Regions from separate parts of the Mus musculus genome. Here region 1 is linked to region 2. Evidence: chromatin loops called from intact Hi-C (ENCODE). Cell type or tissue: left cerebral cortex. All regions are shown on one strand. Each heading gives the region's core, and the rest is flanking DNA. Links, peaks and the distances in the headings are about the cores only.

What was found. Peaks named below come from ENCODE experiments on the same cell type or tissue, not always from the same donor. Only the 100,000 strongest peaks of a DNase experiment are listed, where the experiment ranks them.
Region 1: a loop joins it to region 2, with 2.4 times the contacts of the local background. A loop is called at or near these places in 2 of 42 quality-filtered maps.

Annotation. Positions count from the first base shown.
Region 1 is chr14:8,052,912-8,068,792 of GRCm38, reverse strand. It overlaps Gm52100 (a long non-coding RNA gene), which reads left to right and starts at 5,252. Exons shown (of 3, transcript XR_003951032.1): 1 at 5,252-5,288; 2 at 5,630-5,703; 3 at 5,834-8,305. It overlaps Abhd6 (abhydrolase domain containing 6), which reads right to left. Exons shown (of 9, transcript NM_025341.4): 9 at 12,023-13,322. The coding sequence ends at 13,149. Gm41094 (a long non-coding RNA gene) reads left to right here and starts at 13,184. Exons shown (of 2, transcript XR_874211.2): 1 at 13,184-13,376; 2 at 14,132-14,775. In left cerebral cortex, for the core only: no CTCF peak of the experiment used is centred there; DNase peaks (open chromatin) are centred at 4,182, 5,656, 6,147 and 6,804; H3K27ac peaks cover 3,002 bases.
Region 2 is chr14:7,993,172-8,009,052 of GRCm38, reverse strand. It overlaps Abhd6 (abhydrolase domain containing 6), which reads right to left and starts at 6,165. Exons shown (of 9, transcript NM_025341.4): 1 at 6,090-6,165. It overlaps Gm30244 (predicted gene, 30244), which reads left to right and starts at 4,999. Exons shown (of 2, transcript NR_168596.1): 1 at 4,999-5,188; 2 at 5,339-5,561. Dnase1l3 (deoxyribonuclease 1-like 3) reads left to right here and starts at 14,871. Exons shown (of 8, transcript NM_007870.3): 1 at 14,871-15,223. The coding sequence starts at 15,068. In left cerebral cortex, for the core only: CTCF peaks have their summits at 6,884 and 11,469; DNase peaks (open chromatin) are centred at 7,148, 7,656, 8,110, 11,465 and 4 more places; H3K4me3 peaks cover 2,955 bases; H3K27ac peaks cover 3,315 bases.

The DNA of each region.
Region 1 (15,881 bases), core at 2,824-10,823, 60 kb before region 2:
TCAAAATTCTCAGCTTCAACATGGTCTTCCCACACATCCCCATCCCATGTTGTAGGATCCCATTCTTTGCCAATTAGAGCCCTTACTTTAACTGTCGACACACTCTGAGGCTGAGACTTGAATTTTCGCTGTAGTTCAGCCAACCTTACAATGAGAGTTTCTGTTTGATTTTCTGCAACTTGAGCTCTATTGCTACAAGAGAGAAGATTCTCCTCAAGGACACACTTAGCAACTTTTAGATCGTTTACTTGTGTCTGGAGCCTTTCGATTTTATCACACAACTCCTTCCTTTCATTCATCATTCTTTCCACAGATACTAAGAGCAGCCAGCCAGTAAAATCATTTTCCGATTTTTTCCCCATCTTGTAGAAAGCTTTATGCACTGAATCACCTAATTCATTAAGAAAATCAAGGTCATTAGCTTCTTTAAGTTCGGAATATAGTTTCAACCATGGGTCTTCAAAATTCTCTGAGCTCCCAGGAGGGAGAGAATCTGGAGAGGTTTCAATATTTGAAAGTGCTGGTGGATCAACAAGCCAATTCCAGTATTTTAAAAGATTCATCCTTGTACTTCTGTTACTCTAGAACCACTCCTGGTACCAACTTCTGTATTAGTCAGGGTTCTCTAGAGTCACAGAACTTATGAATAGTCTCTAAATAGTAAAGGAATTTATTGATGACTTACAGTCGGCAGCCCAATTCCCAACAATTGTTCAGTCGCAGCTGTGAATGGAAGTCCAAGGATCTAGCAGTTACTCAGTCTCACGCAGCAAGCAGGCGAAGGAGCAAGAGCTCGAGCTAGACTCCCTTCTTCCAATGTCCTTATATTGTCTCCAGCAGAAGGTGGAGCCCAGATTAAAGGTGTGTTCCTTAAACTCGGAGATTCAATCTTCTGGAATCCATAGCCACTATGGATCAAGATCTTCAAACCAAGATCCAGATAAGGATCTCCAAGCCTCCAGATAAGGGTCACTGGTGAGCCTTCCAATTCCGGATTGTAGTTCATTCCAAATATTGTCAAGTTGACAACCAGGAATAGCCACTACAGGGAGTTTCTGAGCTACATACAAACTGTATGCCCTGCATTGCTGGCTGTTTGAGTCTGAGCTACGTACAAACTGTATGCGCTGCGTTGCTTGCTGGCTGAGTCTTGCTTCGGCTGCTTTGCTCCATCAGTCTGGCTTCATGGTGTACTTCTCTCGGCCACGTGCTTCTGGTTTATCCCATCTAATGGTGACCCCCTGCTCCCTCCATCTTCTTTCTCCTCCCCTTGATCTCTTCTGAGAGCCCTCACTCGATCCTCTAGTCCTGCCTTACTCTGTCCACTGCTCATTCACAGGCTTAAGCCTTTTATTAATCAATTAACTTTAAATTGGGGAGCAAGGTTTACACAACAAAGGTGATGTATGTGAGAATTCTCTCATTTGTCTGGCAACCAGATCTTGGGGTTCAGAATTTAGCTTCTGTATTTGTAGCACCAGACTGACCTCCAACAGGCTTCCTCTGAAGTCTGTACCCCACAGGGCTCTGGAGTATAAAAGACTTGCAATCTTTGAGGCAATCTCAAAGGAAGATCAAGCCTTCCTTGTCTGTGGCCACTTGCTTTCAGCTGCAGCAAATGAACATAAGAATGCATTGTACGGTGGCGCATGCCTGTCACCTGAGAACTCAGAAGGCTGAGACAAGAACATGGAGACCTTAAGGCTAGCCTGGGCTACATGGCTCACCCTGTCTCTCTTTCCTACCCCAACCTTCAAACCAAGCAACAACAACAACAAAATCTGTGAAGTTTGGCCTGGGATGGCTCAGTAGGAGACCACATGAGTTCAGGTGCACGCAAACCTGTGGGATAAAAAGCAGCAGGTCCCAGGAGCTTACTGCCAGCCAGCCTGGCATAAAGGTAGACTTTGGATTAAGTGAGGCTCGTCCCAAGGGAGTAATGCATACAGTAATGGAGCAGGACGCTGAATGGCTTCCTCTAAGCATACACACACACACACACACATGTGTACACGCATGTACATGCATATCCACACATGCACACACCACACAAAACAACAAAAAACCAGGATTATCAGTTAAATCTTGATACCCAGTAAATCCAAGTTCTAAATAAACAATCAGTAGGACACAAATTAAATGCTTTTATTAAAAATGTATTTATTACTCATCTGACATTAAATTTTTACTGGGTACCTTTTGTTTTACCGAGCAGCCACAAAAAGGTGGGAGAAGGGTGGTTGCAGCCTGTCAGTCAGCTGAGCCAGCAGCCGTGTACAGCAAGGCTGGATCCCAAAAGTTACTAAAGGGGAGCTGGAGGGATATGAGTGGCCTGTGCGGGCAGGGATTCTTGCAGCAGCTCAGTGGATCACAATAGATTAGACGCCCTGACCTAGAGCTGCAGGTCCAAACACCTCTAACACTTAATGAGAGCATGGCTTAGTCTCTGCTTCAGAGCCCTCACTTCTGCAGATATGTGCCTGTTGGCACCAAAGTCAGTCACTTTGTGTCTCAGCCAGCTTTGCTAAGCTTGTAAATGATGAGAGAGAGGGAGGGAGACTCTCCTTAGATAGATCTTGGAGAACAAAAACAACCCTCCAGACCTCAGTACAGGAAAATCCAACCATCCTGTACTGAAATGGATTGGTTCCTGGTGTGGGTCTTGAATCTGTCCCTGTCTTAGTTAGGGTTTTACTGCTATGAAGAGACACCATGGCCCGGGAAACTCTTAGAAAGGAAACCATTTATTGGGGATGGCTTAAAGTTGCAGAGGTTTAGTCAATCGTCATTATCATAGTGGCAAGCATGGCAGCAGGCAGGCAGACAAGGTTCTGGAGGGGCCCAGAGCTCTTTATCCTGATCTGCAGGCAGCAAGAGTGTGTGTCTCACAGTGGGCATCACTTGAGCATATATAACATAAAAGCCCACCTCCACAGTGACCCATCTCCTCCAACAAGGCCACACCTCCTAATAGTGCCACCATCTATGGCCAAGCATTCAAACACATGAGCCTGTGGGACCGTAGCTATTCAAACACAGTCCCTTACCCCACTCTAGCACCAATCCCCCTCCTGTCTTCCAGAGCCTCACAGGACAAGGACTCTGTCATGGAGCTCTGTCCTTAGCTCGCTTCATTCTATTCTGAGATAGGATGTCACAGGCTGACTTCCAACTTGTCACCCTCGTGTATTAGCCTCTTAAGTAGCTGGAATCACAGGTTTTTGCCATTATAAATGGTTAGATGCATCTTATCTGGAGAACTCTGCATTTCCCTTACAGAAACCTGGGGCTCTGTGGGGTTAGATTTAGAAGAGACCAAAGGTACAGAGGTAAGAGAAGCAGGTGGCAGGAGCAACAATAATTCCCAGCATAACTCCATTTATGGTTTGTTTTGGTTTGGTTTTTCAAAACAGGGCTACACAGAGAAACCCTGTCTCGAAAAACCAAAAAAAAAAAAAAAAAAAAAAGCCGTGTGCCACCGCTGCCTGGCTTCCATTTATGTTTTTTTTTTTTTTTTGGTATTTGTTTTTTTTTCCCATTTTTTATTAGGTATTTAGCTCATTTACATTTCCAATGCCATTTTTGTTTTTTTAAACCCACAAAAGTACCTGTTTATAGGTATGTATGTTTATAGGTATGTATATGTGTCTGCATGCACAGACATCCCCCCAAAAAAATGATGGGGGAGGGGAGGGCAGGAGGCATAGGTACCTTTCTTCTTAACATTTAGAAAATAAAAGTGATATGTACTATTGACATTGATAATTAAAATATTAGGGCAAGCTACTGATGGTCAGGAAGAGGGTGCTATGGCACACACCACATTCAGGCTGTCCCTTCTCCATGCTGGAAAACTCTCTTCTGCTGTGTGCTACCCACTTCTTCCAACAGAAGAGCTGAAACCTGGAGAGCAGGCTCCCATTCTTTATCTGTGACTCTGAAACTAAGCAAACATACAGAACAGAATCGTGGTCTCCTCACCCAAACCATTGTGAAGCAAAGACTTGTTTCCTATGTCATCCAACTTACACTGACAGCAGAAACATGAGCGTGTCGGATTGATTATGCATTGAGTTGGCATATACAGTCCCATGGTCCTTTTACACAGGGATGGTTTTGAATTGACATTCAGACCTGAGAGCCTTGGTGAGGAATTACGGAACTAGGTTCACAGTCGTCTTGGCAGTCACCTTCCAGGAGTTGTGTTTCAGCCAATGAGAGTCACATGTCCCAGCTAGCTTTGGCCTTGAGCCACTGGGATTGTCAGAATCCTTCATTCCCATCACCTGATGGAGCTGTATGGCCCAAGGTTCCCATTCACTACCCTGAAGGTTTAGGAACCAAAGATCCCGAAACTCGGAAAGGAACAGTTCCCACTGGTGTTCAGAGCAGCAGCAGCTCAGCAGTCTGATGTCTCTTCCTTTCTGATATCGGTGATGGTGACTCCAGACCCCTATTGCCACCACAGGCATAGGACCGGACAGGCCCACACTGTGGTTGTTATCAGCCTAGAGAATGTGGGTGATACTAAACCACAAAGCCCTGGGGTATCAGGGATCTTGAACAGTAGCCCAAGTACTGTTCCAGGCAGCTCTGCTCAGGCCTTGGCTGGTAGTTTGAGGCTTTTGCTATTGTCCCAACTTTGTTCATTCCTTCCCCATCAAAACACCTTCTACTTTTTAAGCCCCTGACAGCTAACCAGGAAGTCTACTATGTGGCTTCAGAGTGACACTGGAAGAGATAGAAAACAGCAGAGCCATGTTTCCAGTAACTAGGGGTAACTGCCTGTGCCCATGGGTGGCTGATACCAGGCAAGGCATAGGAAGGCAGGAGACAGAAGAGGGGACCAGACAAACACAGTAGCCTCAGACATGTTGCCCCACCTGGAAGGTATTCCAGTCCCAGTACTTTCTGAGAGTTTCCTCAGAGCAAAGCAGAGCAGAGAGCAGAGAGCAGAGCAGAGCAGAGAGCAGAGCAGAGCAGAAAGCAGAGCAGAGCAGAGAGCAGAGTAGAGCAGAGAGCAGAACGCAGAGCAGAGAGCAGAGAGCAGAGCAGAGAGCAGAGAGCAGAAAGCAGAGCAGAGCAGAGAGCAGAGCAGAGCAGAGAGCAGAGTAGAGCAGAGAGCAGAGTAGAGCAGAGAGCAGAAAGCAGAAAGCAGAGAGCAGAGCAGAAAGCAGAGCAGAGAGCAGAAAGCAGAGCAGAGAGCAGAGAACAGAGAGCAGAGCAGAGAGCAGAAAGCAGAGAGCAGAAAGCAGAGAGCAGAAAGCAGAGAGCAGAGCAGAGAGCAGGTATGACTTCCCTGGGATATGGGCCATCACAGGAGCTCTTGCAGAACATAGACTTGAACAGGCAGACTTGAACATTCAATCTGGCATATGTCACCCAGTACCAATGTCATTCTTGTTGTCCCCCCATCCTGGACAAAAAGCCCAGACTGATGGCAAATATTCTCACCATTGCTTGTCCCTCGGTATCTTCAGTATTGCCCAGAGGGCTCCATCTGCAAGGACTCCGATGGTCCTAACTCCATGCAGGGGGAAGGAGTCTGCTGGGGCTTTTTGTTTTTATCCCAGAACTTTCTGGCAGTCTTGCAGGAAGGGCTGGAATGAATGATTCCTTTCTTCTTCAGAATTCAGCAAAGGCACAGAGCCCAGCAGGATCTGGTGTGGAGGAGGCTAGCTGGCAGTAACTAGCACGCTTTTTGTGAGTACTGAAGCAGGAAACAGGGTGCAAGGGACCTCCCGGCATGGCTGAACCAGCAGAGAACTGGAAAACCTATTTTATGTGTTTATCAAAAACAACTCATATTCTTGGTTCATGACTTCTATTCCAGGTTTTCTGTTGACAGTGGAGGGAGTGGGGGCCATGTCCTCCTGCAAAACCTGCCTACTGTTCTTGAAAAGAACCCCCAAGACCAAGCTCTCAGTACAAAGGAGATTTATTTGCCCAGAGGGACAAAGACAGGAGGTAGAGGAAGGGGAAGAGGGGCAGAGGGAACAAAGAAGAGGGAGAAAGGAGACAAGGGAGAGGCCTAGGGGAGTGTTTGTTCTGGAGTGGGTCAAAGGACTGCTTTTGGATAGAGGGAGACAGACTAACACATAGGCAAATGGTGCTTTATAAAGAAAAACTGGGAGAGCCTGTTAGAAGGAGGTGTTTAATTTTAACTGGGTTTGTTAATTAGGTGAGCCAAAGAGGACTTGTGGGCTTCAGTACTTTGATAGTTGGACCTAGACAGTCAGCTCTAGGAGGAGGAAGTGGCTAAATTAGGGAATAGACCTTGGGGAGTAGCTTTCAGAATATAATCTAACAGTTTTTAGCAAGGCAGAGAGAATGGAGAGAAGGGCAAGGCCTGCCAGAGTCATGCTTGCAACGCTGGAGCTGGCCACAGTCCCTTCAGTTCTTCCAGTCAGGTAGGTGACAGCTCAAACCCTGCCACAAGGCAGATCCCTCTCCCCACGCCCCTCTGTGCTTTGGGACAGGCTTGCTCTGGTCACATGATCTTCTTGCCTCCTCCTTCCAGGTCCTATGGTTATGAGTATACACACTACACCTCCCCCACCCCCGGGGGAGGGGCTTCTAACCCTCACCAGGAAGAAATTCTATGTCCAGGAGTCAGCTGTTCCAAAACTGATCTGCAGGGCCTCTTTAGTGATTGATAGCAACCCATCTCTCACCACCCAGATAGAGACTCACCCCCTGCCCAGAGGCTGGGAACTCTTGGTAAATGAAGATCAGGATGCACAAACATCCACTGCCTAGTTCCTCTGAGAAACAGAACAGATTCTGTAGACTCTCTCTCCTGTTGAAGGACTCCCTTGTCTCACTTTACTTTTAGCTCCTGGAGGTGGAAGCTTAATTTTGCCCATTTTCAGCCGTTCTTTTCTAACGCATGCATTCACACCTGTACGTTTTCCTGATCAGTGCATCGGCTGCGCCTCACAAGCTAGAGGTCAGTTTTTGTATCTTTTCTAAGAACTATAGCGCATGCTTCTCTAGTCAACATTCACATCTCACCATGGATTTCCATTTAAACTATAAAAAACAGAAGCAAATGAAAAGGAGCAAACTGATGACTTCTGCTGTCCTTTTTCTTTTGCATTTTTAATAGGCTATCACTCTGAGACTTTAAAATAAACATCATTGTACTGATAAAACTTTCAAACATTTGTTAAAACAAGAATAAACCATACATTCATTTTCTTGTGTGAATTTGCCAAATATTCATGACTTTTTTCTTTTCTTTTCTTGGGTATTTTCTTTATTTACATTTCAAATGTTATCCACTTTCCTGCCCCCACCCCATCCTATCTCCCCTCCCCCTGCTTCTATGAGGGTACTCACCCACCCACTCCCACCTCCTCGCCCTGGCATTCCCCTACACTGGGGCATCAAGCCTTCACAGGACCAAGGGCCTCTCTTCCCATTGATGCCAGACAATGCCATCCTCTGCTACATATGTGTCTGGAGCCATGGGTGGCTCCATGTGTACTCTTTGGCTGGTGGTTTAGTCCCTGGGAAGTTCTGGTCTGGTTGGGTGATATTATTGTTCTTCCTATGGGGTTGCAAACCCCTTCAGCTCCTTCAGACCTTTCTCAAACTCCTTCACTGGAGACCCCATGCTCAGTCTAGTGGTTGGCTGTGAGCATCTGTTTCTGTATTTGTCAGGCTCTAGCAGAGCCTCTCAGGAGACAACTATATCAAGCTCCTGTCAGCAACCACTTCTTGGCATCTGCAATAGTGTCTGGGTTTGGTGACTGTATATTTGGTGGACCCCCAGGTAGGACAGTCTCTGGATGGCCTTTCCTTCAGTCTCTGCTATAACAGAAACTTGGTTGTATACACCTTTAATCCAAACCTTTAGGAGGCAGAGGCAAGTGGGTCTCTGTGAGTTCAAAGACAGCTTGGCCTCCATCAAATTCCAGGCCATCCAGGGTTATCTAATAAGCCCTCTGTAAACAAACAAACATTACTATTATATGGTGTTAATGATATGGTTAAACTAATTTCGACATTTGCACATCTTGTTGTCATACCAAACCATTTGTTTTTGATGTTTGTTTGTTTGTTTTGTTTTTAGTAGAGCTTAATATCTTGGCTCTTACTGTGGTACAAACCCAAAATAACAACTTTTAGACATTGGAGTTCATTGTAATAAGGCTGTACTTCAATGTCCCTCACATCACCAAAGGATTTTACCTCCATAGTAGCTAAGCTAAGAGTTGACAGTTCTGCTGCTCCAAAGAATGAATTGTAGGCATGATTATTTGGATATGTATTTCCGGCTATGGTCAAAGCTGTTTTTTTCTTTTTTTCTTTTCTTTTTTTTTGGCTTTTTGAGACAGGGTTTCTCTGCGTAGCCCTGGTTGTCCTGGAACTCATTTTGTTGACCAGGCTTGGCCTCGAACTCAGAAATCGGCCTGCCTCTGCCTCCCAAGTGCTGGGATTAAAGGCGTGCACCAACACCGGCCTGGTCAAAGCTATTTGACTTGAGTGATTGTCATTATTTTCAGCCTACTGGTGTTGGGCCTGATTTGGCCAGATACTGAGGCCTAGTGAGGAAGTCTGAGCCTTTACTCGAGTTTAGAGACCTGTCTTGTTCACTTCCATATTGGAGTGACTCAGCACAACCTGCTTAAGCCTGCCTCTGCCTAGCTTCCGCTGATGTGTCAATTTCTTATAGGCCCCGTGAGATCACCCCACACTTCTCGTCATCTCACCCTATACCCTCCGTCACTCTTCCCCATCCCCTATGTCATCTCACCTCACCAAAAATTCCCACCTCCTTCCTCAACCCTATATAAACAAAAGACTGATACAATAAAGCGAGTTTTGAGTTCCTGCTTTGACAGACTCCCTGCCTGGGTGTGTTTGGGGCCCTGACTGTCACCATCCCACAACTGACCAGGTTCTCTTCTCTCAGGCTAGACCTGCCGGGGAACAGGTTACATTCATTTTAGAAATGGTGTGTGTATTAAGATGATCTATCCATGAAGTCATTAATCAAATGTTTCAATGAACAATGGTTCTGCTTGAAGGATGGCACAGACTTTAGGTGAGGGCAAGATTCTGTTTCACTGGCTGTGATGAATTTGAAAAGCATTCATCTCAGAAAAAGAGTAACTTATAAGGTCCTCTTCTTGATTTATATTGATACAATATAAATATTAAGCAAGACATTCAGTCTCACTCTTTGTTGTTCTCTTACAAGCCACCTCCCAAGTTAATTGTCTACATTTCTTTTGGTTGTATAAATAATTTTGAAATATGTAAGCTGTTCTGAAAACCAAAGTATTGAGTAAAAACATCAAATAAACAATCCTACTAATAGAGAGGCTGAGATAGGAGAAGCATGACCTCAAGACCATTCTATGATGTATAGCAAGACACTGTCAAACAAGCAGAAAGTATATGGTTAGTACAACACTGGACCTATTTCTCCAATTACCAAATTAGAGAGACCACTGAATGACAGCCAACAGATTTCTATTTCCTCATATTTTTGAATTTCAATTAATTAGCATATGTTGGTAATATTAGTTTTAATATTAAGAGATATTAAGGAAAAGTGATCGTTACTTCCTGTATTTTTGTTGTTAGAGGTGGAATTATGTTTGTGTGGCTATCTTCTTCTTCTTTTCTTGACACAGGGTTTCTCTATGTAGCCCTGGCTGTCCTGGAACTCACTTTGTAGACCATGCTGGCCTTGAACTCAGAAATCCACCTGCCTCTGCCCCAAGTGCTGGGACTAAAGGTGTGTGCCACCACTGCTTGGCATGTGGTTATCTTCTTTTGAGTTTGTTGAAAGATTATTTTCTTGCTTTTTCTAGGGTGTAGTTTCTCTCCATGTGTTGGTGTTTTCTATTATCCTTTGTGGGGCTGGATTTATGGAAAGATACTGTGTAAATTTGGTTTTGTCATGGAATATCTTGGTTTCTCCGTCTATGAAAATTGAGAGTTTTGCTGAGTAAAGTAGCCTGGGCTGGCATTTGTGTTCTCTTAGGGTCTGTATGACATCTGCGCAGTATCTTCTGGCTTTCATAGTATCTGGTGAGAAGTCTGGTGTAATTCTGATAGGTCTGCCTTTATATATCACTTGACCTTTTTCCCTTACTGCTTTTAATATTCTATCCTTATTAAGTGCATTTGTTGCCCTGATTATTATGTGTCCGGAGGAATTTCTTTTCTGGTTCAGTCTATTTGAGGTTCTGTAGGCTTCTTTTATGTTCATGGGCAACTTTCTTTAGGTTAGGGAAGTTTTCTTCTATAATTTTGTTGAAGATATTTACTGGCTCTTTTTAAGTTGGGAATCTTCACTCTCTTCTATACCTATTCTCCTTAGGTTTGGTCTTCTCATTGTGTCCTGGATTTCCTGGATGTTTTGGGTTAGGAGCTTTTTGCTTTTTGCATTTTCTTTGACTGCTGTGTCAATGTTTTCTATGGTATCTTCTACACCTGAGATTCTCTTTTCTATCTCTTGTATTCTCTTGGTGATGCTTGCATCTATGACTCCTGATCTCTTTCCTAGGTTTTCTAACTCCAGGGCTGTCTCTTTTTGTGAGTTCGTTATTGTTTCTAGTTCCATTGTTAGATGTTGGATGGCTTTGTTCATTTCCTTTGCCTGTTTGTGTTTTCCTGTAATTCTTTAAGGGATTTGTGTTTCCTCTTTAAGGGCTTCTAGCTGTTGACTTGTGTTCTCCTGTGTTTCTTTAAGGGAGTTATTTATGTCCTTCTTAAAGTCCTCTATCACCATCATGAGAAGTGATTTTAGATACAAACCTTGCTTTTTCAGTGTGATGGTGTATCCAGGACTTGCTATAGTGGAAGAATTGGGTTCTGATGATGCCAAGTAACCTTGGTTTCTGTTGCTTATGTTCTTATGCTTGCCTCCAGACATCTGGTTATCACTAGTGCTACCTGCCCTGGCTATATCTGACTGGAGCCTGTTCTTCCTGTGATCCTGGTTGTGTCAGAACTCCTCAGAGTCAAGCTGTCCTTGTAATCCTGGGTGTGTTAGAGTGCCTGGGAGTAGATCTTCCTCTGGGTGTTGTGGAGCTGGCTGCGGACAGGAGTTTGTGCCCAAGGCCTGCTCAGGGCATCGGCCCAGACAGACCAGAAGGAACCTGTGCCACTGGTTTGGCGGAGTCCCTGCGTGCCTGGGTCCCGCTGGTGCCAGTTACTTCCAGTGTTGGGACAGATGTATCCTCCTCACCTCTGATCCTACGATCCTGACTTCTGCTTTTGAGAGATAATATCAGTACTCTAAAAACACGTGTAGGGGGCTGGAGAGATGGCTCAGTAGTTTAAAACACTGGCTGCTCTTCCAGAGGATCCAGGTTCAATTCCCAGCACTCACATGGCAGATCACAAATGTCTATAACTCCAGTTCTAAGGGATCTAACGCCCTCACTCAGACGTAAATGTCTGAAAAAAAAAAACTGTATGTGTAACAAATAGTTTTAAAAACCAGACACTTAGGATGATGGAGTAAATAGCTCAGCATTTACCAGCACACATCACTCTTGCAGAGGATCCAAGTTCAGATCCCAGTACCCATGTCAGGCAGCATACTACTCCTCCTGTAACTGCAGCTCCACTAGCCCCTGCACCCACCTTATTCTACCCTACGGAAAACCAGACACCGAAACATAATCACAGTAAATGTGCAATAAAAAAAACACACTTTATGGCCCGAGGAAAGGGCTCAGGAAAGGGCTTGCTGTGCTAGTATGAGAACCCACGTTTGGATCCCCAGCCCCCGTGTAAAAAACTGAGTACAGCAGCATGCGCCTGCAACCGCAGTGCTGGGTGTTAAGAGGATACAAGGGCTTTACTAGCTCCAGGTTCACTGAGAGATCCTGTCTTAAAAATAAGGAGGGGGGTGACTGAGAAAGACATATGATGCCAACCCTCAACCTCTGGCCTCCTCTTATGTCCCTGCAGATACGCACATTTTTCAGTGAACAGAAATCTACTAATATTACAGCCCATTGGGAGCTAAGAAATAAAAAGTACCTGGGTGTTGCCAGCCTAGACTTAGTAAATTTATTTCACATTATTGTGGTCTCTTTTACAGCTGTTTGGACTATTTTTTTTCAATCACACTATTGTTCACTGAATTCACAGAATTCATTAACAAACCGGTATTTTACTTCCAAGGGTTTTCAGTAGAACAGCAGAATAGAAAAGATGCCCATGAGCTGCTTGGTGTGACCCTCCAGTCTGATTAGACAGAAGTCTAGCACATTATTGCTTTATTAGTCCTATTTCTAAAGTTGTAAATCATTCCTAGAGCACCTTCCCAGTCAGGTGTTCTTCTGTGGTTGGTCAGATGCATCTGATCTGTGGGTGCCCAAACTCATCAGTCTGTATGTTCTCCCTCTTGGTCAATTCTTAGGGCTGACCGAGGTGGAGCAATGCCCCACCCCACCCCCCATGTACATTTCTACATCAAAAAAGGTAGAAACATTTTCTCTTCTCAGTCAGTAGCTCAGGCTGGCCTTGAACTCACTCTGTACCTGTCTGGCAGGCCTTGACCTTGGATCCTTCTGCCTCAGCCTCCTGTGTATCAGGCCTCGAGGCAGAAACCTCTTCCACAGTTCGCTGTCTCTTCCCTGGTCTTGGGTTAACGGGCAGCTGCATTCACACGTGGCCTATATGTAAAACTTGACTTAGCTCTAAACAAGAGTTTTCAGTAAATGACTAAAGCTCCTGTAGAAGAAGCCACTGACCATGCAGAGGATACATCGGAAGCAACAACAACAACGGAAATAGATGATGTTTAATGTATGAGGAATGTCTTAAAGAAAGTGTCCGTGGTGCTCGTGGTCCAGGGTGGCTGCCTAGCACTGGCTTCTCAGTGACATGAACTTGAAGACTTCTGGTAGGCTTCATGGCTAGATTTTTTTATTTGTTTTTTTTTTGTTTGTTTGTTCCATTTAGGTTTCTATTTTGAAAAAAAGGATCCTGGAGAGTTTCTTGTGGCCCCTGATGCTCTGTGGAACCAAGGATACTGGGATAGGCAACTGGCTTCCTCAGGGCTGTTGGTGCTCAGACAGCATTTGGGGCAGGATCCCTGAGAGTGGTTACTGTGTCAGGTTTTGGGGATGGGAGCAGATGCTGTGTGCACAATGCAAGCTGTGGCAACAGCCTCAGTTCAGCTTCTTGTTGTCTGTGTTATGCACAGAAGCTAAAAAGTCGACAATGAGCTTGGCTGTCTTCCTCGGTCTCTCCATCACTACCGAATGGCCACAGTTTTCCAGAACCTCTACCTGGGAGTTAGAGATTGACTTGGCTAATATGTCTGCCCCGGACACATCAAGCACCTGCAGAGGACGAGAAAGAAAGAAACATATATTTTTCATGCATTTCTAATCTCTGTAAGTACAGTGTGACTTCCTGCTTCTGCTCTGCCCACATAGGACTCACAATTGTTGTGGGTCACCCTGGGGCTGTTTGTATTCTGATGTTCATTCTGCTTCCTCAAGAGGGGCTTGCCCCCCCCCCCCCCCCCCCCGCAAATGTAGATTAGGAGATCTCACCGAACTTTCTCCCCATTCTCCCTGGCCAAAAAAAGGCTAGAGCTAATGATTGGGCAATGGAAGGGAAAGGTGGGACTGGAGGTCTTGAGCGAGAGATGGAGGAAGAGGAGGTGGAAGGAAGATGGAGAACCACGGGGCCTGTTGCCCGGTGAACTGTGCACAGACAGCCTGGTTCCCGGTCGAGCACAGGCCTGGAACCCTGGAGCCCTGGTGGGCGGTGACTTCCGCCTTCATAGGACTGTAGGAGTTCCAGGCCTCCTGGGCCTCTGGCTCCCAAGGCAGCTAAAGCCTCCCACAGCCCCCTGCAGAGAGGTGTGAGGCTATCAGCAATGCCCCAAGCTCCTGGTATTGTTCCTGGTATTGTCTGGACTCCACCCCCACAGTTACCTGGCAACAGCTAGGTATGCTCCTTCCCACAATTACCTAGCAACATCCTTGTTCTCTTACCCTCTTGTTCTCCCTCTTTGCCACTCCCTTCTCCCCTCCCTCCTCATGGCCATGGCCGCTCTCTTCTCTACATTCTCCCTTTCTACAATTAATGCCTTAAAACCATGGACTGCCTTTTTTTTTTTTTTTTTGGTTTTTCGAGACAGGGTTTCTCTGCATAACCCTGGCTGTCCTGAAACTCACTTTGTAGACCAGGCTGACCTCGGACTGCCTCTTCTCATCAGGATCCACCGTGCTGGATCTTGGAGCAGGTTTCCCTCTAACAAGCTGCGTGTCTAACCTCCCGCTGAGAAGCCTTCCTGCGCTCCATCTTGGCCACCCGCAGAGCAAGCCGCCTGGGCTAGCAGGACTCCTCTGCCTTCACTTTGCCCCCACCCCCACCTCGGCCAGAGTCTGCCCGAGGGTCCCCACTTTGTTCTCAGCTCTTCCAGCAGCATCTGGGATGTCTGAGAATGAGAGCCTGCTGCCTCCGTGCTGCCCAGGGACCCCAGAACCGGCTCTTCCATGGTGCTCAGTGGTCTGTGGTGCCCAAGAGTTGGACGCCGACTCTGGCAGGTTCTTGGGGGACCCTAGACTGCGCCTTTTCCCACCCCTGGAGTGGGATCCTGGGGCTTCTCACAGTCCAACGCCTGCCAGGCATTCCATCGGGTCTGCCTTGCCCAATGGCCCTAGCCCCCAGAGGTCGCGGGACACCATTTTTTTGCCCCACAATGGCCTGAAGAAGCCACAAGTAGCAAGGGGTCTCATAGCTGGGGAATAAATTAGTATGGTGATATATCTGCCCAATCTAGGCATAATTGTGTTTTGTTTTGTTTTTTTTAATATAGGCTTACTGAGGTAAGAAATTACCGCAACCCACAATGGTGATTTTCACCTTGGGGTGTGCCAGAGCTTGAATGTGTCCCTCAAAAGTTCATGGATGGGAACTTTATCCTTCTGTCCTCCTGAATGGATTAATGAACCACTGAGATCTCTGACCACAGGAATGGATTAATGTCACCATCCTGCTGTCCTCAACCCTGTTATACCACAGGAAGCCCCTCACTATATGCTGAGCACATCGTGGCACTCTGCACATGGACTTCCCAGCCTCTGAACCATTAGCTTATAAACTTCTAAGTCCTTATAAACCACTCAGCCTCAGGCATTTTGTTGTAAGAGAAAACAATCAGGAAAAAAAAACCAAAAAACCCTGTTTTTAATATCTTTTTCTCCGGATATTCTTTTTTTGTTTTGTTTTGTTGGTTTTGTTTTGTTTTGTGACAGGGTTTTTCTGTATAGCCCTGGCTGTCCTGGAACTCACTTTGTAGACCAGGCTGGCCTCAAACTCAGAAATCCGTCTGCCTCTGCCTCCCGAGTGCTGGGATTAAAGGCGTGCACCACCAAGCCCGGCTTCTCCAGATATTCTTGAACAAAAGACCCCGTGCATACTTTGGTATACACTGCTGTTCATCTGCTTTCTATACTTCTCTCTGCCTCTTCTTGCTTCAAACTTTATGGAAAATCTTTGGTAGGCATGATTCCTCAAAAGCAGCCACAAATGTGCTTCTCGGAATGAACTTGTTGCATCTTTGGAGAGCTGGCTGTGACCTGAATGGTAGCCCCATAAATTCTTAAGTTGAAGTCGGCATTGCCTGATTTGGAATAGTGCATTATAGATGTAGTGGTTAAGATGATGTCATAATGGAGCAGAGAAGCCCTAATCCAATATGGCTGGTGTTCTTAAGGGGGTAGGGGGAGGAGGATGTGGATCAAGATATACACACTTGCACGCACACACGTGCACGCACACACGCGCACAAACTGCCGCGGGGAGATGAAGGTAGAATCCAGGGACTAAGATAGGGGATGCCAAAGATGGTTGCAAGCACCAGAAGCTAGGGGGACATGGAGAAG
Region 2 (15,881 bases), core at 3,470-11,469:
GTTCAGAGTGGCAACTGGGAGCTCCCTGTGCACAGCAGGAAAAGACCAGCCTGCTGTGCCAGCAGTCAGGCAGCTGCATACCACACCTTTACCTCTGCCATGCCCTGCCCTGCTCAAGGCCTGGCCAGCTGCATAAGCTATATAGAGAGGGTAGGTGTTTCTGTCCTCACACTCAGGGGTTAGCTTACTTGCTGTCCAGTCCTCAAGTGTGTAAAACCTAGACTCTGCACGACAAGGCCAACTTCCTAGGCCAACAGACAACGCTTCTGGAAAACTCTCAGGCAAAGGTTACTGCTATTCTAGAAAATTGCTTAACAAGAGGATCCCATACTGCAGCAGTTAGGGACCTCAGCTCACCCCTTCCAGCACTGTCCCTCCCTGCAGTACCAGAGACCTAGCCAACACAGCCCATCCAGCCATAGGAACAACGACTACCTGACCCCCAGGGCTCCTGACCGCCTCCTGCTCTTCCATGAACAGACAACCACACCCAAGGTGAAACACCTTCGAGTTCTGAGAAGCATGTCCATGTCAGGTTTCTTAGCAAGTGACAATGGGTGACAGATGAGCAATGTTGGCTATCCTGCCTTCAACATCCCTGGCCTTCACCTAGCCATGCCATTCACAAACTAGGACGAGCAGAAAGGTCTCAAAATGAAACAAAACTGACATCTCCCAAGGGACAAATTTATCCTGATTGAGCCTTCTGCCCATCTCATCACCATGGAAACTCAGTGAGGAACTTGGAATTATGCACGAAAGTTACCCAGAAATGATGTCTTCCATTGTCAAGGGTTCTAAATTTACAGTTTTCCAACTCTTCAAACCTGGCTTCACATCAGCATCTCCCTCAGAGTCGGCAGGCACAATACTGATTTTAAAACTCTTGTGGGTTGGCTGGCCCGCAAGAAAGCTCAAGCTGGCCTCAAGCTGGCCTCAAGCCTGCTCTGCGTAGCCAAGGATGACGTGGAACTGCGCATCCTCCTTCCTTCACCATGAAGCAGACACTTCAGCAAGTGAACCCTATCACTTGCCCAAACGAGATATATGGGTCTCAGAGCACCTGCCCCTCACGGCGGGTAGTCTAAATACTCAGAAACTTACAAAAGCTAGGAAAGAACGGTACCACTGATCTACACTGGAGCCTGGTCCATATGTGGCTCTAAGTGTGCACAAAATGTAGCAGTAGATAAAGCTGGGGGGAGGGGTACAGCAGAAACAAGTGTAAGAAGATTTCTGATGCTCCTGCCTCACAATGACACACCCTCTGTGCATTCTGTTTCTTGGCCTGTAGACAATTTAGCAGGAGATATTAATGCCACCAATAGGCGGCTTTCTTGAGGTCTAAGTTATACAGTGTTGCCATTTGGAACTTTCCATGAAAGCCTGCCTCACACAGCTGTTGGCCATATTTGAAACAGGAACTGAGTTTTAAATTTAATTGAAAGCCCTTTTTAAAATAGCAACATGTGGCTAATCGTTAGTATATTAAAAAACCCCAGAAAGTGTTTCTGTCCCTACAGGGTCACAAAATAAAAGTTTTATGGCCTCTTACATTTCCTAGAGCAGGGAAATGTATAAAGATTTATGTCTTAAAGTATCTAAGCTCAACATATTTGTCAATTTGTATTCCAACTAAATGCAATTTCAGAGAAATTAAAAAGTAACACATTTTCCACTGGCCTTGCAGTGCAAGCTTGTAATCTGAGCTGCAACAGGGTTGCAACTAGGACAGGAGATTCACCAAGGCCATGCCTTCCAGCACAGGAAACATTCAAGGCCAGCTTCAGCCAGTCAGATGCTCAAAATTAATAAGAAAAACTGATGGTGGTGGTGGCAGTGGTAGTGTGTGTGTGTGGTGTGTGTGGTGTGTGTGTGTCTGTGTGTGGTGTGTGTGGTGTGTGTGGTGTGTGTGTGTCTGTGTGTGGTGTGTGTGTGTGTGTGTGTGTGTGTGGTGTGTGTGTGTCTGTGTGTGTGGTGTGGTGTGTGTGTGTCTGTGTGTGTGTGGTGTGTGTGTGTGTGTGGTGTGTGTCTGTGTGTGTGTGGTGTGTGTCTGTGTGTGTGTGGTGTGTGTCTGTGTGTGTGGTGTGTGTGTGGTGTGGTGTGTGTGTGTGAGTGTTATGTGTGTCTGTGTGTGGTGTGTGTGTGTGTGAGTGTGTGTGTGTGTGGTGTGTGTGCATGTGTGTCTGTGTGTGTGTGTGGTGTGTGTGTGTGTGTGTGTGTGCATGTGTGTGTGTGTGGTGTGTGTGGTGTGTGTGGGTGTGTGTGTGTGCGTGTGTGTGTGTGCGCGTGTGTGCTGGTAAATCATTCAGTAAGGAAGCACCTGACATGAACTTTGACAACCTGGGCTCAATCCCTGGGGCCTAGAAGATGGAAGAAGGGAACCAACTCTTCATGTGTGTGCCATGGTATATATGTAGAGATATACACAAATAAACATGTAATTAACTTTTAATTAAAAAAAAAAAGGGTGGACTTGCACACTCGATAACAGAGCGCTTGCCTAACATGTACAAGGCCCCGGGGTGAGCACCCACACCCCTTCCACCCTGGGGAGTGGGGAATACAGCCTGCAGAACTTGCCTCTCGGTATACTGCAAACACGGAGTTTTAAAGGTGACACCTCTGCCCTTCTTTTTGAAGTCACAGCACAATAACTGATCTAGTCACCAAAACATCCAAAAACTAGTAAAGAGTATTCTTTCAGCTGCTCAGTTTCTTTTTCCCCTCCCAACCCCAAATATGATCCTTGGTTCTAAAATCTTCCCCCAAGACAGAGCTGTGGCAGCAACACATCCTGTGAACCAAGGCCATCTCTAAGGCAGCTTTTGCTCCTCACATGAAGTTGCATAGGGTTAGGGTTAGGGTTAGGGTTAGGGTTAGGGTTAGGGTTAGGGTTAGGGTTAGGGTTAGGGTTAGGGCTAGGGCTAGGGCTAGGGCTAGGGTTAGGGTTAGGGCTACGGCTAGGGCTAGGGTTAGGGTTAGGGCTACGGCTAGGGCTAGGGTTAGGGTTAGGGTTAGGGTTAGGGTTAGGGTCCAGTTGCACAATCTCTGTGTCCACACTCACTCTCCCTATGCAAATCCCCACAGAGCTCATGGCCTACCAGTTATAGGAGCTCAAGAAAGAGAAAGTCAATCTGCTCTCAATGCAATCTTAGGAGATGGGTTACAGTTTACAAAACTTCATAGGCTTGAGTTTAAAAAAAATGTTTACTTCTGCTTGGCCAAACTCACTTTCAAGTACAAAGTGTGAGTTGCTTATTTGTGATTGAATATAGCTCATGCAATCCCAAGTAGTGGTCAGCAATCTCAACCCATGTTGGTGACCCACACACCAGGCTCCTCTAATGTAGGAACAGTTACTAAAAGCTGAAGCTCAGGGGGTAGGTAATGTGCCCAGGGTCATAGCAGGCAGAGTGGGAATGTGCGCTCAAGTCTTTCACTGTGGGGGAAATCTTTTATGTATGAACAAAAGCAATTACAGTACCAATATAGCAGGAGCCTTTCTCCTTGTGGTCCTGCTGGGCTGCAGTGAGGGAATTTAGTGTTACAGGGTTTAGAAATAATGAGCCTACTATTACTTTACAAACCAGTCTACCTGCTGTCTTCCATGGAGAGAGGTGTGTGTGTGTGTGTGTGTGTCTGTCTGTCTGTCTGTCTTGGAGAGCGCTAAAGACTCCCTGATGATCAGAGAACCATAATTTGCTTATTTAGCTATGCCAGGGATTAACCCAGGGCCTATCACTTCCTGGGTGAGCGTTCTAACACTATCTTCCTTACTCCCCAACCCATAAAGGTGAACTTTAGAAAAATTAACTGGTACCAAGAACACAGGTGCCATATTTCTATTCCCTATATTACAAGAGTATTAATAAATACTTCTTATTAATAAATAAGAAGTTAGCCACAGGGGCTAAACCTGGCTAAACAGTTAAGAGCACTGGCTGCTCTTGCAAAGAACCCAGGTTCAATTCCCAGCACCTACATGGTGGCTCACAAACATCTGTAACTCCAGTTCCATGGGAATCTTACACCCGCATATAACTTCCTTAGGTACCAGGCATACACATAATATACAGACATACATGCAGACAAACCATCCATATACATTAGTAAAAATTAAAAAAAAAAAGGAAGTTCTTAAAACTAGGTAGAAAGTCAGTGGCTCAGTGACACTGAGGTCAAACTCAGTGTCTTGGGAAGGGACATTTTTGAAAGTCTCAGAGAACTGTCCCTTAAGAATTGTATCAACCAGACACACACCTTGTGGTACTATCAGGGCAGTAACTCCAGTGACATTCTTTAAGTGGCTTAGGACAGAGCCAGGAAGTCAGTACTTAACTTTATGTTAGCCATTATAATTACATTCAATTTTTCAATACCAGCTAGGAGCAGCCGGGCAGTCACAAGGGATTTTTGAGCAGGGAGTGAAGCAATGGTTGTTTTCAAGGTCCCAGCTAGAGCAGGACTTCCTTTTGTTAACCACCTAGCACCTAACTCAAAATACTTATCCCCTGCACACACAGCTGACTGATTGTGCCCCACTACGTGGATGTGGTCTCTCCCTAGATCTGTGGACCCGGGAATGAATCATGTGCTCTGTCCTGCAGCTAGCATTTCACAATCTGCATCTCTAGGATGACCAGAAAGCCTCGGGGATGATAAAACGAGTTCTGGCTGTCAAAGTAGTTAGACCAGCATCCTGACTCCGCCAAAAGCTGGGAAGCACAACTTGAAAGGAGGCACATTTGATATTAGTGGAAGAAGAGAGATGTTAGGGGAAGTACAGAAGTCTGGTCATGGTAGGGGAGGTGACATGAGACTAGGTCATTTGGGACTAGGTCATTTGGGACTAGGTCATTTGGGAGTGTTAGACAGCCAGACAGGACTTGGAGAATGGACTGGCCCCTCCCATCATGAGTTTTGGGTTCCACCTCTGGTATCCCTGGCAACGCATTCTTTTTTTAAGAAAAGGAAGCGTCATAATTGCCTTTCTTTAATATTTCAAGTGCCATATGCAGGGGAGGAAGCTAGAGGCAGGTGGTCTTTGTTGATTCCCAGAAAAAGACCGCGTTTCCTCCCGGTAAAGCACGGTCTTTAAGAATTGATCCAACTGGACTTGTCAGTCACCTAGCCAGGAGACCGCCTCTTAGCAAAGCTGATATGCCTGAAGACTGCTAAGGTAATGGTACGTACAATAATCACCTTCATGAGATAAGTACATACAGACCCCACAAAGCGGCTGCTTACACGTCTTCACTGCTCAGTTTACCCGCTTTTCTGAGCTCTCTTTCAAAAATCCAATTTTCCCCTTCCCCCCTTTCCGCCTCTTCTTCAGATCCTAAGCACGCTTGCCCTGACATTCTGAACACTCACTCCCAGACATTCGGAACTCCTTCCATACAGCTGCTTGCAGACTTCCCATTGCTGCGCCTGTTTTGACCCTACTTCAAAGGACACGAGGTAGGGTCTTCCTCTTCCTCTACCATCAGCCACAGAGATTTACATCTTGCCTGCCCAGTTTTCTCTCAAACTCCAAAAACAAGGTCTTTAAGCTTTGACATTTTTTTTTTAAATCAACGAGACTACGAATCCTCAAAAGGGTGCCGAGATTCCCTGGTACCAGGAGAGCGAGTTGTAGCCCTGCTCCAGGGTGGTGTAGGAAGCAAGGAGTTGGGGGGAGCGCGGGACTAAATCCATCCTGGCACTAGGAGAAAGGCACCGCGGCTGCTACAAGCGCGGAGCATCCGGAGGAGGAAGAGAAATAGGATGCAGATTCCACTTCTCACTCTATCCCTGGGTTTAAGGAGGCTGGCAGGCGGCCAACCAGTGGCGACGAGACCCGGCTTGGGGACGTCTCAGGCCTTTACCCGGGATTTGCACCTTAAGAGAGAGCGGGAAAATGGAATACGAAGGGAGGTTTGTATCTGGGACTTATCTGCATTCACCCTTGCGATGCTGGGGTGAAGAAGGGACTGGTCTCGGAAAGTGGGAGCAGGTGGTCAGGTCGTAGGAATGGGAGGCTGCCATCCCTCTCCTAAGAGCGTAGCCACCGTCGCCTTTCCTTCTGCCTCGCTCACCAGACCTACCTCAGTGACCGCGGTCCTGCTGCCCGTTCGCCGCCCTCCAGTCCCAGGTCCCCGCACCTGCGCACTCTCGCTCTCGGCAGTGGGCTTGGCTTGACTCCTTAAAGGCGCAACGCACTCGCTCGCGCCCTCCGACAGAAAAACCCTCCCAGCCCGCATCAGGCGTCGTCTCAGCAGCTGGAATTTGTTTGGAGGACGCTCTCCAGGGGACGCTCCCCATCCCCGGTTCAAAAAATATCAAACCCGGAGATACAGTCAGTATCCCTCCCCGGAGCGCCTCTCCGCACGAGCACCCATTGGCCAAGCCGAATCATCCCTTTCACAAAAAGTGCTGGGGGGGGGGGGTCATTAGGGCGCAGGCATAGCCACTCTGCCCTGCGAAGCCACGAAGCACGTGGGGTACTGTTTCGTTTATTGAGCATCTACTGTTTGCCTGGCACTACTGAGTATCACACCAAAAAGATTTATGCAGGGTCTTGGCCCTGAGAGCTTAGGAAATCCAAAGCAAATCCAAAACTCAATCCTGACTTACTTCTCAGCACCATATAAAAAAGCTCCTGGTTGAAAAAGTCCTCCAAGGGGAACGCGGTTCAGAATAGAATGAAATGTACCCAATAACGCAATTTAGTTCAAGTGACCAGATCAAGAGAAAAGGCCACTCATCGTGCCAAATAGAAACATCCCTGTGGTCTTCAATAGCCTATGCTTTTGAAGGTCCCACTTCAGGTAGGGCAGAGAGGCAAGCAGATCTAGAACCCCTGAGGTGTGACTCTGATTTCTAACAAAGGGCTCCCCCTGGTTACTAGATGCAGCCAGAATCCAGGGCTCAGGAAAGCATTGAAGTTAGACTGGGGGTAACTGCAGCACTAGTTTCAACAGCACTTTTCAAGGGACATAAGATTGTTCTAAAATCCGTAGGAATGAGCAGAGTCAAGAAAAGCAAAAACATCCCTAATTTTAAAAAGGGGGGGGGGAGCCCTCAGGACTTAGAACAGGAGCACAGTAGTTCACACATGAGGCACAGCACAGAGATGGATTTTTAAGAAGCCGATGAGGGCAGTGGTGGGGCACACCTTTAATCCTAGCACTCCAATGGCAGAGCCAGGTGGATCTCTGAGTTTGAGGCCAGCCTGGTCTACAGAGCAAGCTGGATCTCTTGAGTCTATAGAGTGAGTTGCAGGACAACGAAACTGTTGAGAAAGAAAGAGAAAGGAAGGAAGAAAAAGGAAGGAAGAAAGGAAGGAAGGGAGAGAGAGAGGGAGGGAGGGAGGGAGGGAGGGAGGGAGGGAGGGAGGGAGGGAGGGAGGCAGGCAGGCAGGCAGGCAGGCAGGCAGGCAGGCAAGCAGCACACCTACTTCCCTCTCCTGTGAACTGAGGTTAGAGGGGACAGTGAATCACAAAGCAGCATAGGACAATCTGTGTGGGCGGCCAAACAAACAAGTAACCCTATCACTGCAGCTGGCGGCACAGTGGGCTGCACGGGGAGTGGAAACAGCTCCAGTGTGTGAGCCACTTGATCCCGAAGTGGCAGGGAACAGGCTGAGCTCAGAGTGAGAATGGTGACAGATGCTGAAACACAGCCAGTGAGGTGCTGTGGAAGAGAGCTAGAAGAAAGCAGCTGGTAGAGAGCAGAGTGATCGGCTTTCCGCCCTTTTCAGGCCAGGTCCCAAGCAGATTGGTCTGGTTAAGGGCAGGTGAGCAGTTAGCCTTTGGCGGAACTTCTCCTCCTTCCCTAGTTTGGGCGTAACGTTTCGGTTTGTGTGCATTAACCCCCTTGCTTTCAGCGGCAGCCTGTGAGTCTGCTGTTTAACCATAGGGAAACCGAACCTCAGTTTTGGGTAACTTGTCCAAAGTCACTGCAGGGGTGATAAGGGCCTGTCAACCAACCTGGCGCTCTGGAGGACCTCCGAGGCTTTGTGAGACACATGCTGCAGGCTGAGGTAAAGACTCCACTGAATTCACAACCTGTGGGAGACATTGGAGAAACTGGGGGGACTGTTGGAAATGCACCTCATTTTAGTGACGACGCCTCCTCACCATTGCGGCTACATTTGAACACAGCTAGGTTGGATGTGAGTGGGTCTCCATGGAAACAGCTTCCACTGACTTTCTGTAGAGAATTGGCTTTTAGTCCCAGAATTAATTCTAAATACAGTTTCTGGACTTTCTCTGTACCACCTTTACACAGGAGCTCCTTAGGGCAATGCAAAGCAAAGGATGAGGGCACTGGTTGGTCTCTGGCATGTCAATTCTGCCGATCACTCAATGGACACTCTGAGAATTTGTCTACTCTCTCTCAGCTCCAGCTTATACCCTACTATACAATAGGGACAGTATAGCATTTACCTCTTACATTTATCCATGTTAAGAAATTCTTAGGTAAAATAAATATTATGTCTACTACTTCTTGCTTGCCCATCCTCTGCGTCCTAACCTAACCCTAATGCCAGAATGATCAATTAATTCCGATTTGCCTGTGACTTGTTTATTTAGTGTTGCAAAACTAGTACCCTAGGGACTGAGTTGATATCACGCTTGGGCAAACTGGAAAGTCTAAAGTAGCCAATGGGACGCAAGGCGATTTGAGCTAGAGATTTAGTGTGGCAATTCAAATTTGTGACTGACTTTTGGCCATTGGATACAGATATTTCAGAGACCCAGAAAACTCAGTGAAACTGAAGACAAGCCCATTAATTCCTTAACTCTGAGTTAAGGCAGAAGGCATTTTGGTCATCCTTTCATGCTTTTCTTAGTCTGAGTTCTGTTGGTATAACAGAATACTGGGCTGATTTATAAAGAAACAAGAGCCAGGTGTGGTGGCTGCTTGACTTTAATCCCAGCATTCAGGAGACAGAGGCAGGTGGATCTCTGTGCGTTCCAGGCCAGTTCTGGTCTACAGAGCTAGTTATATACATATAGCTAGGAAATGTAGGGCTGTTATACAGAGAAAAGCCTGTCTTGAAAATGAAACAAATACAAGACAAAACAAAACAAATAAACAATTCCACCATCACCACCACCACCACCAACAACAAAACTAGGTTCATCTTGTCTCTCGGCTCAGAAGGCTGGAAGGTCCGGTCAGGGAGGTGCTGTGTGCTACTGACTGCTTCAACACATTGCAGAAAACATGGGGAGGAAGAAGCAGAGTGAGAAGAAAGCAGAACCCAGTGGGAGGATTGGTTTGTAACAACCTGGAGGTGAGATAGTCTTCCATGTAGCTTAGACTGTCTCACTCAACCTGCGTACACCTGTGGAGTCCTGGGATGACAGGCATGTGACATCACACCTGGCTTAATGTGTCGTTCTTGCTAGAACAAGCCCAGTCCTGTAGAAGAGGACTGCTCCCTCTTAGTCATTAATCTTGTTTTAATGGTTCCACCACCTCTTAACACAGTTCTATCAATCATATTCCGTAACGCAACCTCCACCCTTGTGAGGGCAAACTGTTGAGAAAGTGTCTGGAAAGCCCCACTGTGTACAATGATTCCACATACCACATCAAGAACTACTCGTGTCAAAGTGTCCAGAGCTGATGTCTTAAATCAGAACACTATGGACTGGAATGGCACTGACCTGCATCTAAGTTTGGTCTGGGGGCCTCTTCGGAGGCTCTCCTCTACAGAGGAATTCCCTGTCTTAGAGTGTCATTCCCACCTGGAGAGTCACTTGTGAGTCACCATTTAGTTGAGGTTTGACAGCTGCTCCAACCTGCTTTCCTACTCTGCCTTTTCAGCTGGTGTGGCTTCTGATGGATTAACCTATGGAAGCCTAATGTAGGATGACTCAGAAGAAGATATGATGCTCCGAGAACATGACTCATAATCCACTGGGGACCCCTATGCCACAGTCTGGGTGTCCAGAGAGCTTGGTGTTTCTGTGTATTTGAAACTCGTCAGAATCAAAATGGAGCTTCTTACCCTAACACAAACCAGGAGCTTCTGAGGGAAACGCTCCTGGCTCTGTCATTTGGCAGTGATTACCACCAAAAACACTCTTCTAGAACCGCTACCATACACAAAGGCCATCACAGTGACTCACAGAATTATTTCTAGACAAGCACGGTGGCACATACCTGTAATTCCAGTACAGGAAACATTGAGACAGGAGAATGGCAAGTTTAAAGTCAGCCTAGGCTACCTGAGACCAGAAAAAAAGTGGGGGAGGGGGAGGAAGGGAGAAGGGGGGGGAGAGAGAGAGAGAGAGAGAGAGCTAGACACATTCAGAGAGCTTTTACTATATAATTGGACTGTGTGCTTTCAGATAGTCAAAGTTATGATGGAGGGAGGGGTCATATAATGTTCGAGTGAGAATAAAGATGTTCTAAGGGAAATACTGTCAGACCAGTCTCCTGTCAGGCAGAGGGGGGCGACTTGCCTCCCAGGAAGTGATTTCATGGAGTTCTGACAAAATGTGGGACCACTTTTCAGATCAGACTAGACAGTGATGCATCTGTGACAGGCAGGGTCAGACCTTAGCCTGCACTGGTTTTTTTTTTGTTTGTTTGTTTGTTTGTTTGTTTGGTTGGTTGGTTGGTTTTTTTTGGTTTGGCTTTTTTGAGACAGGGTTTCTCTGTATAGCCCTGGCTGTCCTGGAATTCACTTTGTAGACCAGGTTGGCCTCGAACTCAGAAATCCGCCTGCCTCTGCCTCCCGAGTGCTGGAATTAAAGGCGTGCACCACCACCACCTGGCTAGCCTGCACTGTTAATGATGCATATCTTTTGCCTTCCAGGTAGTCACTGTCCTAGTTGTCCCTCTTCCCAGTGTGACCAACTGAAGGGATCTCCTTTCTCTGCTTTTCACTTTCACTTCTCTTTAAGGCCCATTGAGGACAGGTGGCGAGCCTGGCTTGTCAGGAATGCCAGTGCGCAGTTGTGACATTAGAGGGGACCCAAGGCAAGACTGCTACACAGATGCGTAATTTAGATGGGATCCCGGGGGACGGGGGGTACTATGAAGGACATTACTAAACTGGCTGGCAAAACCGGAGTAATATTATAGATTAGGTAACAATACTGTATCATTGTTAAACCTGGTTTTGGTAATACTCATCTGGATATAAAGAAAACATACTTGTTCCTGGGTCATGCACCCTGATGTTTAAGGGTAAAAAGTCACACTGTCTGAATCCTGCACCTGAATTGAAAAACTTGTACACAGAGCAGCTAGCAAAAAGGAAAGGTTAGGTAGAGTATATGATTTCTTCTCACCGTTTTTGAGATTTGTATGTACATTTGGGATTATTTCAAGGTAAGAAGATAATTGTAGGTAGGTGAAAGAACTTCATAATTTTTAGCGTACCTCTGCTTCCAGGCCCTCACAGCGCCCTCTTGTGGTCAGGCTGGGAAGGTCAGCTTGATGCCAACAAGCTGCTTTAGTATCTCCAGAGGCCTTGCCCTGTTTGTTTGCAAGAAAGCTGTGAGAGAAGAGCAATGGAGGGAGGAAAGTGAGAGAGAAGAGCTGCCAGAGGGAGGAACTGGAGAAAGAGCTGCAATGGTATCGTTTGACCGACTGCGCTCTTTTGATTAAAATCTGAGGGACAGTGTTTAGCACTGAGGGGGGAGACGCGAAGGCACAGCCAGCTCATCAGCCAAGAAACCGTGCTCCCACCTGCCAGACGAGGGCGCTGCTTCCTCTAGTTTCTACCCTGAAGGGCCAACGCGGAACTCCGGAATGAGATGCCAGCTGCGGAATTAATGCGAAATGAAGAAGATAGAGTCACGCCAAAGCAAGGTCCCATTTGTGCCCTTATTTAAGATCGATACTCTGTTCACTATGGTTTTTTTTTAATAAATTTTGATTTTTACAAAATATGTAATGAAATTACCTTGATTTTTTAATTTGTTTGGCATTACCTTGAAATTTGTACCCCAAACCAGCATCTTGTTGGCCTCTCCCTAGCCCAGCCTGGCAGATCTAATAATCTATGCATTGCAACATCACCAGCTCCAAGTCACAGACTGGTCAGGCAAAGTCTGAAGTTATACGGGTCTTTTTGTACCTATAAACAAAGAATTAGCCAAGAGAATTCGTTTTGAGAAAGCAAATGAAAGTCTTCGATGTCACACCATAACCAATGGCTGGGCTCAACGCAATGTCTTGTCTCTGACTTTCTGTTCCTTCATCTGAAAACTAGAAATAGCAATGCTTTTCCTATGATATTTTAGAAACTGCTTCTCCAATTCTCCCTCCCTCCCTCCCTCCCTCCCTCCCCCCAACTCCCCCCCCCCCCCCCGTGTTGCATATGTGATGAGTGTGGTGAGTGCAGCATGGGCTCATGTGTGTGTGTGTCAATAGATGTGGAGGGCCAAAGAGTGTGTCCAGTGTCTGCCTGGACCACTCTTCACCTTATTCCTTTGAGGCAGGGGCTCACTGAGCCTGGAGTGCTCACAGTTTTTGGCTAGACTGACAGCCAACAAGTCCCTGTCTCCATCCCTCACAACCCTGGGGCTATAGGTATATATGAGACCACGCCCAGTCAGGCGGGCTTAGTGGACCACGCCTTTAATCCTAGCACTCGGGAGGCAGAGGCAGGCAAATTTCTGAGTTCGAGGCCAGCTTGGTCTACAAAGTGACTTCCAGGACAGCCAGGGATATACAGAGGAACCCTGTCTCGAAAAAACAAAAAAACAAAAAAACAAAAACAAAAAAAACCACGCCCAAGTTATTACACAGGTGCTGGGCTCCCAAGTCAAATCCATGCTTGCATAGCAAGTTCTCTTGACCACTGGACTGGCTCTCCAGTTCACAGATAACAATATTTTGTTCACACAGATGAAAGGCTAGGCATTGTGCTAAGTTAGCGTTTTAGTTAAAAACTAACTTTCACAGCTGTACTATATGGGAGCAAATATTGCCCATTTTTAAAGTGAGGGAACGGTCACAGAGGTTTAGTTATTTGTGTGTGGTTGAACAGCCAGTAACTGGAAGCACACTTGCTCTGACCTCCACACCAACATTCTCAACTAGACTGATCTAGTGTTAGGGGGGTGTTACACCTGGGGCTGGAAGCAGGGGTGAGGAGTGGAAGGGGCGAGAGGGAGGCAGTGGGAGAGGAAGTGTGCATGATCTGGAGCACCTACCAAGAAATATGGCCGTTCTGCCAAACAAGAGCCCCTAAGGGGATGGAGAGGTCGTTTGCTTGGTTGGATGCTTGCTAGCATGCTTGGGGCTGTGGGTTTGACCTCCCAAAGCACAAGAAGGGGGAGCAGGGGCCCTCAGAAGGTGAAGGCAGGAGAATCCGAAGTTCAACGTTATTTTTGGCTACATACGGAGTTTGAGGTCAGTCTGAGCTAGGGGTCCTGTTTCAGAAAAAGAGAAGGAGAAAAAGGAAATTTCAAAGAATTTTGAAAGCATGACACGTGAGCCTTCTCTTCCTATGGTGGTTCTCTTCAGTGCAAGTACAGCCTGCGTATACTCTGTCCTGTGGGGCTGAAACTGAGAGCCTGTTTCATCAGCTGGTACAAAGGGGTCCACAAGAATACAGCTCCCACTGTGAGAGAATAGGGACTAAGAGAACCAGATATGAATGATGGTGGCCTAGAAGCATAAATTTAGGCTTCCCAGATACTGAGTTTCTACACGATAACATCTTGGGGTTCTGTTTGCTTGTTTATGCGTATGGGTGTTTTGTCTGCATGGGTGTCTGGCACCCTGTGCATGCCTGGTGTCTGTGGAGGCCAGAAGAGGACCCCTTGAACTAGAGTTCCAGACCATGATGAATGGCCATGTGGGTGCTGGGAGTTGAATTGGCACCCTCTGAAAGATCATTCGGTGCTCTTAAGCTCTGAGCCATCTCTACAGCCCCTAGTTTCAGGATGTTTTTATAGGAACAAAACAAAAGAAAACATTGGTGGGAATACCAGGTAGGTGGCTTCAACAAAGCAGAAAAACCCATGTTATTGGCCTTAGTTGCCACCTGATGACATTCTTGGATTCCTGGTTAGAGGGAGCTAGGGCTCTGCCCATGTATTCCAACAGGGGTTTACCTGACTGTCACAGGATGTGAGGTCAAGCACAGGTGTTGGCAATGGGTGGCCTTTAAAGGGCGCTGAAGATGGCTGCAGGAGAATTTGAGTTTTCAGTCAGAGCGGTGGTATTAGCCAATCAGCTTTGTAGGATCTGGAACGTGGGTGCGGCTCCACCACCCCATCCCTGGTGCTTTGGTTTACACACATGAGTTTTGCTAGAATTACACAACGTTAGCTTGTGCTTCTCACCGCAAGCCTGAAGCTGCTGATGAGATGTGATGACACAGTAGTGTGTGCATGTCGCAGGATTGCTGTCTGGCTGCTCACACATTGCTTCGCACAGCTGCGTCAGACACTGGAAACACCTGTTTGGGTCACACGACCCAGCCCTGCCCACCCTGGGACTTTCCTGCTGGCTCTTTATCTCTGCTGCCTCTGAGGGCCTCAGCCTGTGACGCTTCTGCTCCTGGGATCTCCACCTCACCTTCCTCAGATGCCAAGGTATCCTTGCTTCACTGAATTCAAACTAAACCTGACCTTATGCACCCACGGGGACTGCTAAGGAGACACTGCATAGATGTGTCCAGTGGTGACTGTTCACCAGGTCTTTGTCCCCCAGCAGGTGGCTCCACCAGTCCAGTTCCTTCTGTGTGAACATTGCCAAGCTCATCAACTCTCAGGGAGAGGCCCATGGCTACCACAGGAGACATGCCTAGAGATCAGAGCTAACCCCACCCCACCCCTGCCCACTGAGATTATGAGTGGCTTTTAAGGAGGCTGGTTTGTAAATGCAGCATGACGTTTTCCTCATGAGGACAAGAAAACCAGAGGCCTCTCTAATGGCTAACCCATTACCTTCATTTCCTTGGGGATTGAAACGCGTGATGGTGAGTTCCTCAGAGAAGTGAAAGTGACCTAGAGGGATCCAGTAATTCCTGTTATCAGCCTGCTTTATAAGTCAGTGAGCCAGGCACTGTCTTCATCCAGCCTGAAGTCCCAGGAGTGCAAAGATGTCCCTGCACCCAGCTTCCCCACGCCTGGCCTCCCTGCTGCTCTTCATCCTTGCCCTCCATGACACCCTGGCCCTAAGGCTCTGCTCCTTCAATGTGAGGTCCTTTGGAGCGAGCAAGAAGGAAAACCATGAAGCCATGGATATCATTGTGAAGGTGAGTCATGTTCCTGTCCTGGACACCACTCGCACCTTCTCCCAGCTGTGGACTCCAGGGGTCTGAAGTTGCCCTGGAGGTGAGGGGGAGGTAAGGACAGGCTTAGAAGGTGGCTAATGATGATGGTCACTCCATTACCATCATCACTCAGCTCTGGGTATTCTCTGTTCCATCTTCAGACTGGGTGGATCTGTGCTTCCCTCGGGGGTGTTGCAAGTTTGCTTGAGCAGGTAAATGTGATGCTCTTGCCAGAGTCTGGCTGGCAGTCAGTTCCAGGTACCGGCTGCTGTTCTGACGGTTTTAATTGAACATACTGAATGTCTGTGTCAGTCACTGTAAATACATAGTCTCATTTGTCAACTTTTCAAGCAAGGGCTGTTGAAGAGAATGAACTCAGAAGGGCTATGAGGTGCTGGGGAGCTCCAGGGGCTGGTGGTGAGGGAGCTGGGGCAGCCCTGCCTGCCTCCTCTTCATAATCTTGGTGAAGCAGGGGAGCCCCCTCCTGGCGCTCTCTCCCTCCCTCCTCCCCTCCCTCCTGCGTTCTCTCTCTTTCTCCCTTCTTCATTCTTCCCTTGCTGTCTCTCTCCTTTCATCCTTTAATCCCTTCATCCCTCTCCCCCATTGATTCCCCAACTCTCAGTTCTGCTCTGTCTCCCTT